Regions from separate parts of the Homo sapiens genome. Here region 2 is linked to region 1. A link is a loop called in an ENCODE intact Hi-C map of the cell type or tissue named here. Cell type or tissue: Caco-2. All regions are shown on one strand. Links, peaks and the distances in the headings refer to the core of each region. The heading gives the core; the rest is flanking DNA.

Region 1 (5,387 bases), core at 210-5,209:
TTATAGGTTGTTTTACTTCCTTTGCTGAAAAGGTAATCTCTAACAGCATTAAAGAAAAACATTTTTATAACAATAAAAATGACAGTGACTCATTAACAAAAGTAGGTGCTTGATAAACATTTCTCCATCATAAAGTAGTTTCACCATGTGGTACTTGTCAACAATAATCTATCCGACCTTCTCTTCCCACCAACTCCTATCCTACACTTCTAACGAAACTGGCCCCTCCCTATGTGCTCTTCTGTTCGACCCCAATTGTGATGCTCTCCAGTGTCCACTCCACCCTTTCTTCAAAGCCCAGCTCAACTCTTCTTCCTCTTTCAAATTTCTCCCTAGTACTGGCCCATGATGAGTCCTTCCTCCTCCAAGCTGACTAATGCCATTCTGCTTCTTAACTATATGCCTATGTCTTCTTCCTATTTTTCTTATTTTGTAATCAAACAACATAATATCACAGTCCTATCTATTAGATATAGATTTTTTTTAAGATTCTGCTTATACCAACAAAACACTAATCAATTGTCTTCGTCCATTTGGACTATAAACTAGCTGGTTCATGAACAACAGAAATTCATTTCTCACAAGTCTGGAGGCTGGGAAGTCCATGATTAAGGTACTGGCAGATTTAGTGTCTGGTGAGGGGCCACTTTCTGGTTCATAGATGTGGCCTTTTCACTGTGACCTCAGTGACAGGGGTAAGGCAGCTCTCTGAGACCTCTTTTGTAAGGGCACTAATGCCATTCATGGGGGCTCTGCCTTCATGATCTAATTATTTCCCAAAGGCAATGATATTAATATATATTAATATTAATATATAATAATATTAATGATATTAATATATCTAATCATATTCCTCCTAATATGATCACATTGGTGATTAGTTTCCAACACATAAATTTGGGACAGAGAAGGCAAACATTCAGACCATTGCATCAATAAAATTTAAAAATAAGATTTATTATAAATAATGAACAAATTATCTTATTCATTTTGCCTTCCCCCTATGCCAAATACATGTGTGTTACAGTTACATGGGGTTGAAATTCCAAAAGATGATTATCATGGAACCCCTATTTGACTAAACCCTATCCATGTAGCTCTTGAATTCTCAATTCTCTCTAAAACCTTTTATGCACTTGAGAAATTTTAGCTTCCCCCAATGGGACTGTAGGTTACTGGAGGATTTATATTTCTCTCTCACGTCTAGCACAGTTGCTGGAAGGTGGGGCATTCCATAAATTCTTACTGGTTGACTGAGTAACGAGAAAGGGCAGAGAGTTAAGTCACCAGAAAGCTCTGGGCATTTTATTTCATAATATTCATTGAACATCTACTGTATTTCATAAGAGTCTCAACTGCCGTGAGTTCTCTCACATGTGCTGAATTTCAGCCGTGCAGCATTCACTCGCCAGTCAAGTTAGCATGAAAAGCCTAGAAATCAACCTCACTCTGCTGCTTTTCTCACTACCACTGATGTGCCGGTCAGATAAAGAAGGAGGTGTCAATAGGGGCTTAAGATATACAGGGCTGGTGGACTGGCTAGGCTAGCAGGAGTAACTACTGGAAGCAAAAGTGAAGAGTGCTTATCTTTCTACCCTTCACTAACACTCCAATGCCTGCCGCTTTTTCTGGACTCCGGACTCCACACGCAGGGATAAAACATGCTCAGCCATCCTTGTTACTTTAGCTACCTCTGGTCCCCAGAGGAAGAGTCACCTTGCCAAAGACAGGAATGCATTTTATGCCCATATGCCTTTGAGAAAAGTGACTTATAAAAAGAAACATGCTATTCGCCCTGATTTGGAGAATGTGAGAAATATAAAGCTCATACTTAGGACACTTTATAAAAACATGTCACTTATTCTTAGGGGTTACCTAAAAGATTTTTCATTAAGAAGTACATTAGCTGCCAGTCACATTTATATAATTCCGGGTTTATGGAAAGGCCAAGAAGTGGTAAAATCATAGATTTTCATACAAAATGAATGGGCAATTCAACTTAAGAGGTTTGGTTTGCTTCATTCCTCATGCCTGTGCTTTTAAAAAGTTAGTAATGACAATAGAAAACTCTGATCTAAATCTCCTTTAGACCCTGACTCTATAACTGCATTCTATGCTCATTTTCATAAGATAAAACCAGTGTCTGAAATTCAGTTTCAAGAGAAATAACTCCATCTCTCCAACCCCTGTAAGTTAAAAAAAAAAAAAAAAAAAAAAAAAACAACAAAAAAAAAACTTCCTTCTGGATTTACTTTCATGAACAACTGATCGAAACTGCATCCCGAGGGAGAAAACAGAACTGTGACTCCCACTTTGATCTCTTCCCCATGGAGAAATTCACTCCCTGCCTGGCTTGCAAGATGTTCACTTGATTGACGTTTGCTCTGATGTGCAAACTGCTTTGAACTTCAGACATTTAATTCCCATCAGGCTGCAGTCATTTTTATTCTCCTTCAACAGGATTTACAAGCAGGAGATCAGCAAATGTAGAAGATAAAATAAATTTGCAGAAGCTTTGAATCTTACATCAAAACAGTGTTCAAGTGAGTTCCAATTGGATTTCATTCAGCCTCGATTCACAGTGTAAATCAACTTTTCAGTGGAGTCCCAGTTTAGAAAGAAAGAGATATAAAGACCCCGCCTCCCCTCCAGCACCCCCCCACTCACACACCAGTTGGGGTTTACTTCCTTTCTTGGTCTTTGTTTAAATTTCCTAGGGAAGGTGATTTGCCAGGCAAATCACTCAGAAACCTGGGTTTTTCTCAATATTTCCAGAGAAGTCTGCCTCATTTATCACATAGCATATAAAAATCACACCCACAGTGTCAGTTCCAAGGGCAGTGATGAAATGTGGAATTGTTCATGGATGAATTTTTAAGGTAATGATTAAAAAGCAAATCCCTGTGGAAACTGATCATCAAGTCCACACACAAAGCCAATGTAATGATAGCTAATAGGGTAGGGAATATTCTTTACTTGTTTGCTTGTTTTTAATCACTGCTAAAATGCTGAGATAAGTGCAAAAGGTTAAAAAAAATCATTTCTTCTGAAAGCAAAACTTGGTATCAGATCAGAAGTGGGTATGGAAGAAATGCTGAGAGGCTTCTGATGGGAGGTCACAACACAAGCAGGCCTTTGCTGCCAGTGCCACTGAATTACCAAGCTTTGTTTTTAGAACAGCACACGTTTTTCTGGAAAACAAAGGCGGCAAAAACCCTTCACCAGTAGCTGCAGGAGCTGCTAAAGGAAGGTTCTGGACACTGAGAAACACTCAGGCCTACTAAGCCCCTGGGCCCTAGTAACAGCCTAACAGGGTCTGGTTTACTGTGATATGACACGGAGACATATCTCTTCACCTCTATTCAACCAGGTTCCCGCTCATTCTTTCTGGGAAGCATCTGCTCTCCAAATATTTGAGCAACACCAGTTGAAAAGAATTAAACAAGAACCTCCTTATCGTCCACTTAACCACCCATGAGAATAAAGTTAAACAAAGAAAGAGCTAAGATAAAAATCAAACATCTGCACTGGCAAATATTTAAACTCTGTTTGAATGGTAGAGGAAAGGGGCAAGAGCAGGATCACTTCAAAAAGGAACTATCACATTTATAAAGTAAATAATACTCAACCCCCCCCTCGACTGAGTTTACTTATTCAAACACCTAAATAGATGGGCCAACCAAAAAGCTGTCAAATAACATGTAATCACATTCCGAGAAATAGTTTTTCCTTCCATCTCTGCAGAGATTGGAGTGATAAGTCACATTCTTTCTTTCTTATCAGTAATAAGGATTAAACCTTCAGGGTTCAGCAACTCAGCCAGATTGGAAACAAGGGCTGGTTTCAAATGCCCTTGGAAGGTAAGGCTTTCAGAGCAATAAAGTGTCTCCCTCTCTATTAAGTCTAAGTATCACACAGACCAACCATATTTCTTTTTCGCCATTTCCCTACCACAACAGATTATGGAGAGAAGGCCCTGCTGTGACCTTGTGTCTCACTTCTATATTCAAACAGATGGTATTATCATTCAATTCACTTTCTCATAAAAGCTTGGAAAATTGCACAGGTGACATCTAGGGTGAATTGGAAGTGGGCGCACAACCACATTAAATATTTATCCTTATCTTCCTCATCACCAGGTTGGACTGGGGCACATGAAGAAAGACGGGTATCTGGAAAAATCAAAGAGAGAACAGGCTGGGGAGAGCAGCTTGGTGGGGTCTGCAGGCTGCCTCTGTGATGTTCCATAGCACCCCTGTCCATCCTGCCACTTGACCTCTAATAGGGACTTGACACACTTTACAGTTATTTATTTATATACCCTTCTCCCTTGCTTGGTAGACACAAAGGGAGAGGTCTTTTCTTATGTTTCTTTATACCCAGGGCCTAGCTCAGAGTCTCCTTGTGAAGAGCAAAAGTTTAGTCAATGTCTGCTGGATAAATACACACAGAAAGCCCAAGAGGTTGAGATTTCCCAGGACTAGAGACCGGAGACTGTAAATTGGGTGTGTTCTCTCCCCTCACACATACTGAGTATTCAGTACACAGCAGACAACTGTGAGTGGTATGACACAGACACAAAAGAGAGGCACTAACAACTAAGAGTTAGCAGATGACCTTGGAGATTAACTGGTTCCATCTACCAGCACACATGCACCGAGGAGGGAAGAGTCCTGTCCATACATCTCCCTGTTCTGTTAAAGAAACAGAAAAATATAAGATGCAGAATACTTATGGCTGATTCTACAAAAGGAATACTATCCCAATGTTAACAAGTTAATAAAGCTAGAGTGTAAAGACAGATATCTACATCATCGTACCAGATAAGTCAAGTCCCCAGAAAGAGATTATAGATAGATTTTTAAATCTGGGCCTTCTTTGAAATTGCTTTGGTATTTTTCACAATAAAAATGCACAAAAAGGTTGCTTTTCAGCTAAGACAGGTTCTATTTCTTAAAGCTGGTATAGTCTGCTAGGCAGTTTTCTACAGAGATCAGATTTTAAAAAGAAAGAAAAATCACAAAACCATCTCTATTTAAAATCCATAAAAGGCAGCTGGTGAAATTCAATAGCGTAAGCAGTGAGGCAGGTTTCCCATTCTTCCTTCAATGAAGGTCACACGAAAAACGCAGGAAGCTAGATTCTCAGCAGATCCAAATGCAGGCGCTTTCTGCTATAAGGGTACTCATCAAGACTCCTAAAGATAAAGACATCTACCTAATGCACACACACAAGCACACACAGGGAAATGGCACAAATTGCTGCAGGTCAGCCAATTTAGCAACTTTGGAGGGTCATCTAGTTACCTCAAGTAGAATTCTAAGAAGGAACACATAGTTTAGCATTTCACTTGGCAGATGAGCCATTCTAATTTTACTACTGGTCAG
Region 2 (5,387 bases), core at 108-5,107, 62 kb before region 1:
TTTGCTTCTCTTCCTTGCCTGAAGTAGCTACTTAAAGCACTGTTTAATTTCACAGCTGTTTCTTCTGGATTGGTAGACATGTGCATTGCAAAAGTGGCTTTGAGTGTTGGCTCTCTTCTCTGGGTTCTTATTTTCTCTGAGATTTTTGCCCAGTAATTCCTCTCTCTCATGTTAGCTCTGATGCTTTCCAAGATTTTAATCCAGGATTACGTTTCAATCCAGGAATTTTATTAAATAGTTGTCCTCAGTAGGTTGGGTTAGAATTACCTAGTCTGCCATTCCCAGAAAACATTAAATAATGTTATGTTTCATTTAATTCTGATGATATCTTCATTGGCTACCCTGGGAGATTATTATTATATTAATTAACCAAAGCAAAGACAACCAGAGGCTGGAAAAGGTTAGGGTGCCTAGCAGCATGCTGTGGATTCATGTATATATTCTTTTGCAGGCCCTCCATGCAAGGACCTGCCAAAAAGAGAGAGGGTAGTTCCTGAACTCAAAGAAGTTAGGATCTGATTGGAGTGACAAGGAATAAGGAAAATAGAGAAAAATAACAGTGTAAGAATAACACAATAATATAAGAAGTGTCAAAGGCACCCACTTCAGAGACAGAAGAGTCACCACGGGGCTGGAGTAAAGAGAAGAAGAGGTGGCTTGGGGTCTCTTTTGTAGTGACAGAGACTGGCGTTTTAGAAAAGGCTAGTGCAGTAAGATGGGGTGAGCACAAAGAGACAGAAGGAATCAAGATACAGGACCCAAAGCTTTGTGTCTAGGAGGTAGACATGCTTATTTATACACACATATACATATTTAATTGCCTTAGATGATGCACTCTTAAAAATTTTTTCTTTGTCTCTTTGTGTACCAAGAAAGATGATGTCCTTCTATCAGCTCACTTGAACACAGGTGACATATATTTAAGACCTGGCCTCTAAACCCCCACATCACTGAAATCAAATGGAAACCACTTCTTTGCCATTGCTTCCCATATTTCCTATTCCCTTTTTATTGTATTTTAATTACCTTGGTTCATTTTCATTGCCAACTGATCCTAACTAAGATGCCCTTGATTACCTCTCCACCTTGTCCTGGGGCCTTACCATCAAGGTGAGGAAGGGTGCCAAGACCTCCCAGTGAAAGTCAGACACTGGCCTATGGTCTGCTTGTTAATCATATATGAAATAATTAAGTTCATACATTATCTGAATAATCTCTATGAGGCAGTGCTTGCTGTCCAACTGAAATGCAATGCGATCCACAGATGTAATTTAAAATTTTCCAGTAGCCACATTAAGAAAAGCAAAAAGTGGCTGGGCACAGTGGCGCCTGTAATCCCAGCACTTTGGGAGGCCAAGGCGGGAGGATCACCTGAGGTCAGGAGTCAAGACCAGCCTGGCCAACATGGTGAAACTCCATCTTTACTAAAAATACAAAAATTAGCCGGGCGTGGTGGTGCGCAACTGTAATCCCAGCTAATCAGGCAGCTGAGGCAGAAGAATCACCTGAACCCAGGAGACGGAGGTGGCAGTGAGCCAAGATCGTGCCACTGTACTCCATTCTGGGTGACAAGAGCAAAACTCCCTGTCAAAGTAAAAATAAATAAAAAAAAAAAAGCAAAGCAAAAAGTAGTATTAAAGTAATTTTTATAATATGCTTATGGAATCCAGTATATCCACAATAGCATTATAATTTTAACATGTTATCAATATAAAAATTAAGTATGAACTTCACACTTACCATACACCTCAATTTGGATGAGCCATATTTAAAGTGCCCAATAGCTACACGTGGCTAGTGGCTGCCATATTGGAAACTGTAGCTATGGGAGATATGCAAAGGAAATAAAAAATCTAGGCTTGAGCTTCTTTTTCATCAAGAAAACTATTGTAATTTATTGTCTCAAATTTCAAAACAGTGACCTAATTTTCACCAGCAGTAGCTTGCTCACACAGAACTTAAAAGAGGCTTCTACACATCAGTGTTTCAGTAAAGCATTTCTTAAAAATATGAAATTTTTAAACATACTTTTTTGTATAAAAACAAACAAAACCCCAAAGACCAAATCAAAACAAAGAAATATAAAATCCTGCCTTCTTGGATCAACATCACTGGCTCTATCCAAATTGTCAACACTGCTGGGAGGTATCCCAGAAGAGACCACTTAGTCCAGCCTGCTCTTCTGATCTCATGTCCAGGCAGAACTCTCGAGGATGGAATTTAAGAGAGGAACACAAACACGAGTGCTATCATTTGGAATCTAGAGACTGCAGACTTCTAGCCTTGATTTTATTCCCATCTGTTCCCCTTCTTCTCAGTTGGCCAGTTGTGTGATGATTCTTCGTTATTAACTGCTTTGAACCCTAAGTCTTTTCAACAGTGAAAAAGAGAATACCTGTTTTACTGTACTGTCAGTATACTGTGGTTTGGTGACAACATAGACCACGAATGCCTAGTATGTGTCTGGCACATGGCAGAGCAGAGGTGCATGGGTCAAATCTCAGCTTTGCTATATTTTATGTTATCTGGGGGAAAATTATCTTTGGTAAACCCAAATCAATCACATGTCAACTCAGGTGAAAAATAAAAAACATCTGGTACGTAATAAATGTAAATTCCTTTTTGCTTCCTTTGAATTATCTTCGAATTCCTAAGCCCTTTTGAAGATAGGAATCTGTGGTAGATTACTGCTGATATGCTACATAGATTCCTTTGGAGGCCTTTTACTGTTATTCTACCCCACCCCACCTCAATATCCCCATACTTACATGTTTACCTTTAATGGGCTGTATCTGTGCCTCTCTCTATGGACTTAGGGCTACTGAAAACTCTGTACCTAGCACTAGAAGAAAGTTGAAAGTGACTAAGAAATGTGAAAGTTGAGCTCTCTTTAGAGTCTGGGCAAACTCTATTGGTGTAATTTACACTCCAGAGACCCCCTAGAAGACCAGGCTGAACTTAAAACTTCACTCAACATCAAACTTGTCTTTTTTGCCTTCCTTGTCCTGTTTTTCTCACTTCTTCACTGGTTTCTCAAAGCCCATCCTATATAAATCGCGAGCACACGAAACCTTGTCTCAGAGTCTGCTAGACGATCTGATTTGAGGCCAGGCTTCAAATCGTTTTCATATTTGTATCCCCAAACCAGCTGACTCTGCAGGCATTCAGTATCTTTTTTGGAGGGGTGGGGTGGATGGTATTCAAAAGGATATTTACAGTGAGCTGCTAAGAGTAAGAATGTGAAGGAAGTGTAAGGGCTTTACCTAGGGTTGCCAGCTGTTTGAAGTGGAGGCAAGCACTGGGCTGGCCAAGGAGATCCAGCCGGTGGTACAGCAGCTTGCTGCTGGGAACAGTGTTGAGGTTCTTCAGTTGTTTCACAGGTATTTCTGGTTGTATCACCACAATACACAGAATAAAGGAAGTGTCTTGTACCTGTAAAAATCAATAAAGAATTTCTGACCTAGAAAATGAGGGTTCCATGGGGACAGGGACTTTGCATACATTATTTTCTACTGCCTCTACCTTCTATCTTCACGTGGAAGGTATTCATTAAATATGGGATGAATGAATGAAGACATGAGGATAGGGTGATAGAAGGTATCTAATTTTGTATTTTCTGTTTTCTTTTCTTGTTGAGGAGACCTGAAGTATGTAACAGAAAATCATGGGGCTAACGAAAGGATAAGAAAGGAGTCCCTTTGAAACTGTGACCCTAGTCTTTTTTTGCTAATGTGGGTTAATGAGCACAAGCTAGAACAGGACATAATAATATAACACTTATTTCTATTTGGATTTGAAATGCACTTAAAAATACATAATTGGTTTTGCAATAAGTGTTCTGAGAATTGACTATTTTTCAAGCCAGTAGTGAATTCTCACTTTAAAAGAAAGGACTGAGGAGCAGCCAATACAGAATCCAGTTCATTCATTCTATTCCAACGAATGCTTTCTCTTCTCCTGGTTGGAAATGACCAACATCACTACTTAAACTCATGAAAAACACAAATCCTATGGCATCCCTGCAGAGTCAGCCTGATTTGTCATTGCAGACCATGGTAGGCAAGTATGCCATAGCTTAAGTCTAACTTATTAAGCTCATATGTAGAAACAGTAGTATTTTCAGATTCACTTTGTGCCTAGAAATGGATGCTTCAACAAAATTTAGTGGGGACAATGTCCACCACAGAATCAAAAGCCAATCTACCTAGTTCTAGCCACTTGAGAAAGACTTAAAAGTAAAAGAAATTTCTCGATTATTATCCTATTAGAAGAAAGACTGAACCTATTTAAAGATGGTTTATAAATAAATGAAGAAGTTGATGACTAGCGAAATCAGAACTAAAGAACGGTGCCTTATAAAGCAGCTCATGTGACTTACTTAGTGAAATAAAAGTAAAAGATGAAGGATAAAATTTTAACTAGGCAGGTTAGAGTTAAGTGAAATTTAGGATTTGTGAGGATGGTTGTAGACTCTTAAACACAGAAGCAATTTGCATCTTCCTGGAATTGCTTTCAAGTACTGCTGGCAAAGATATTCAATTAGATTAACAAATTTAATCCTTTTCCTCCATTCCCCAAATTATAAATTGACAAGGTGCTCTGAAGTGGCATTTACTATTTTCTCTCTTTTCAATCTCACAGTCATCTTTTAAGTTTGTTTTCCTATGTTGTGTGTTCCAAGGAACCAAAAGACAAAACCCTACCAGAATGACTAGAAAATAATTTTATAATTGGGTCTATTCTGTAAGAGAAAAATAAAGTTACCGTAAGCTTCTAAAAGTAGCACTTTATAAACAGTTCTTAGGAAAGCAGATTTCAATATAGGTCTTTCTGTCATGTTCTTAGCTGAAAAAAATAGTCTCTACATTAAAAGGAACTCTATTTCTAGAAGGGCTCTCTATGGGTTGGGAGTGGGTTTTTTTCACTGATTATAACATGGGATCCATGTTTTGAAGTGAAGCAGGCCTGTGTAACATGGGAACATGTGAATACCTTCTAATAGTCAGTACTTCTATCAGAGCAAACAGCCTCCTAAAGTGCTAAAAAATGCACTTGGGTTACACAGTGATGGAGTAATCTCTTAATGCTGCTAACATAATCTCTCAAGTTATATTTAAATTAATTCAGTGAAATAATCCCTCAATATCTGCTATATCTATGAGTGCTAAGCAGTTTAGGCAATTGTCCTTAGGATAAGCTAACTCTATTTGGATTATATTAGAAGAAACCATTTTATTTTTTAGGACAAGATAAGTATCTACCCTCCTCCCCAACAAAGTAACTAAAGAGATCTTAAAAATATTTGCCCTTATTACTGGGTAACCAGCCTAGCCTTTTTTTTTTTAAGTCTCCAATCTCATTATTTATTATCTCCTTAAGTTTTCACT

The links. Peaks named below come from ENCODE experiments on the same cell type or tissue, not always from the same donor. Only the 100,000 strongest peaks of a DNase experiment are listed, where the experiment ranks them.
Region 2: it touches region 1 in a loop (6-fold over the local background); 3 of 110 quality-filtered maps call a loop at or near these places.

The regions. Positions count from the first base shown.
Region 1 is chr1:64,594,359-64,599,745 of GRCh38, reverse strand. All of the region lies in intron 3 of CACHD1 (cache domain containing 1), which reads right to left. Among named protein-coding and RNA genes, the nearest start is that of MIR4794, 17 kb to the right of the region's middle. In Caco-2, for the core only: no CTCF peak of the experiment used is centred there; DNase peaks (open chromatin) are centred at 1,505, 3,315 and 3,825; H3K4me3 peaks cover 263 bases.
Region 2 is chr1:64,656,750-64,662,136 of GRCh38, reverse strand. CACHD1 (cache domain containing 1) reads right to left here. Exons shown (of 27, transcript NM_020925.4): 13 at 3,264-3,432. Among named protein-coding and RNA genes, the nearest start is that of MIR4794, 80 kb to the right of the region's middle. In Caco-2, for the core only: no CTCF peak of the experiment used is centred there; no DNase peak of the experiment used is centred there.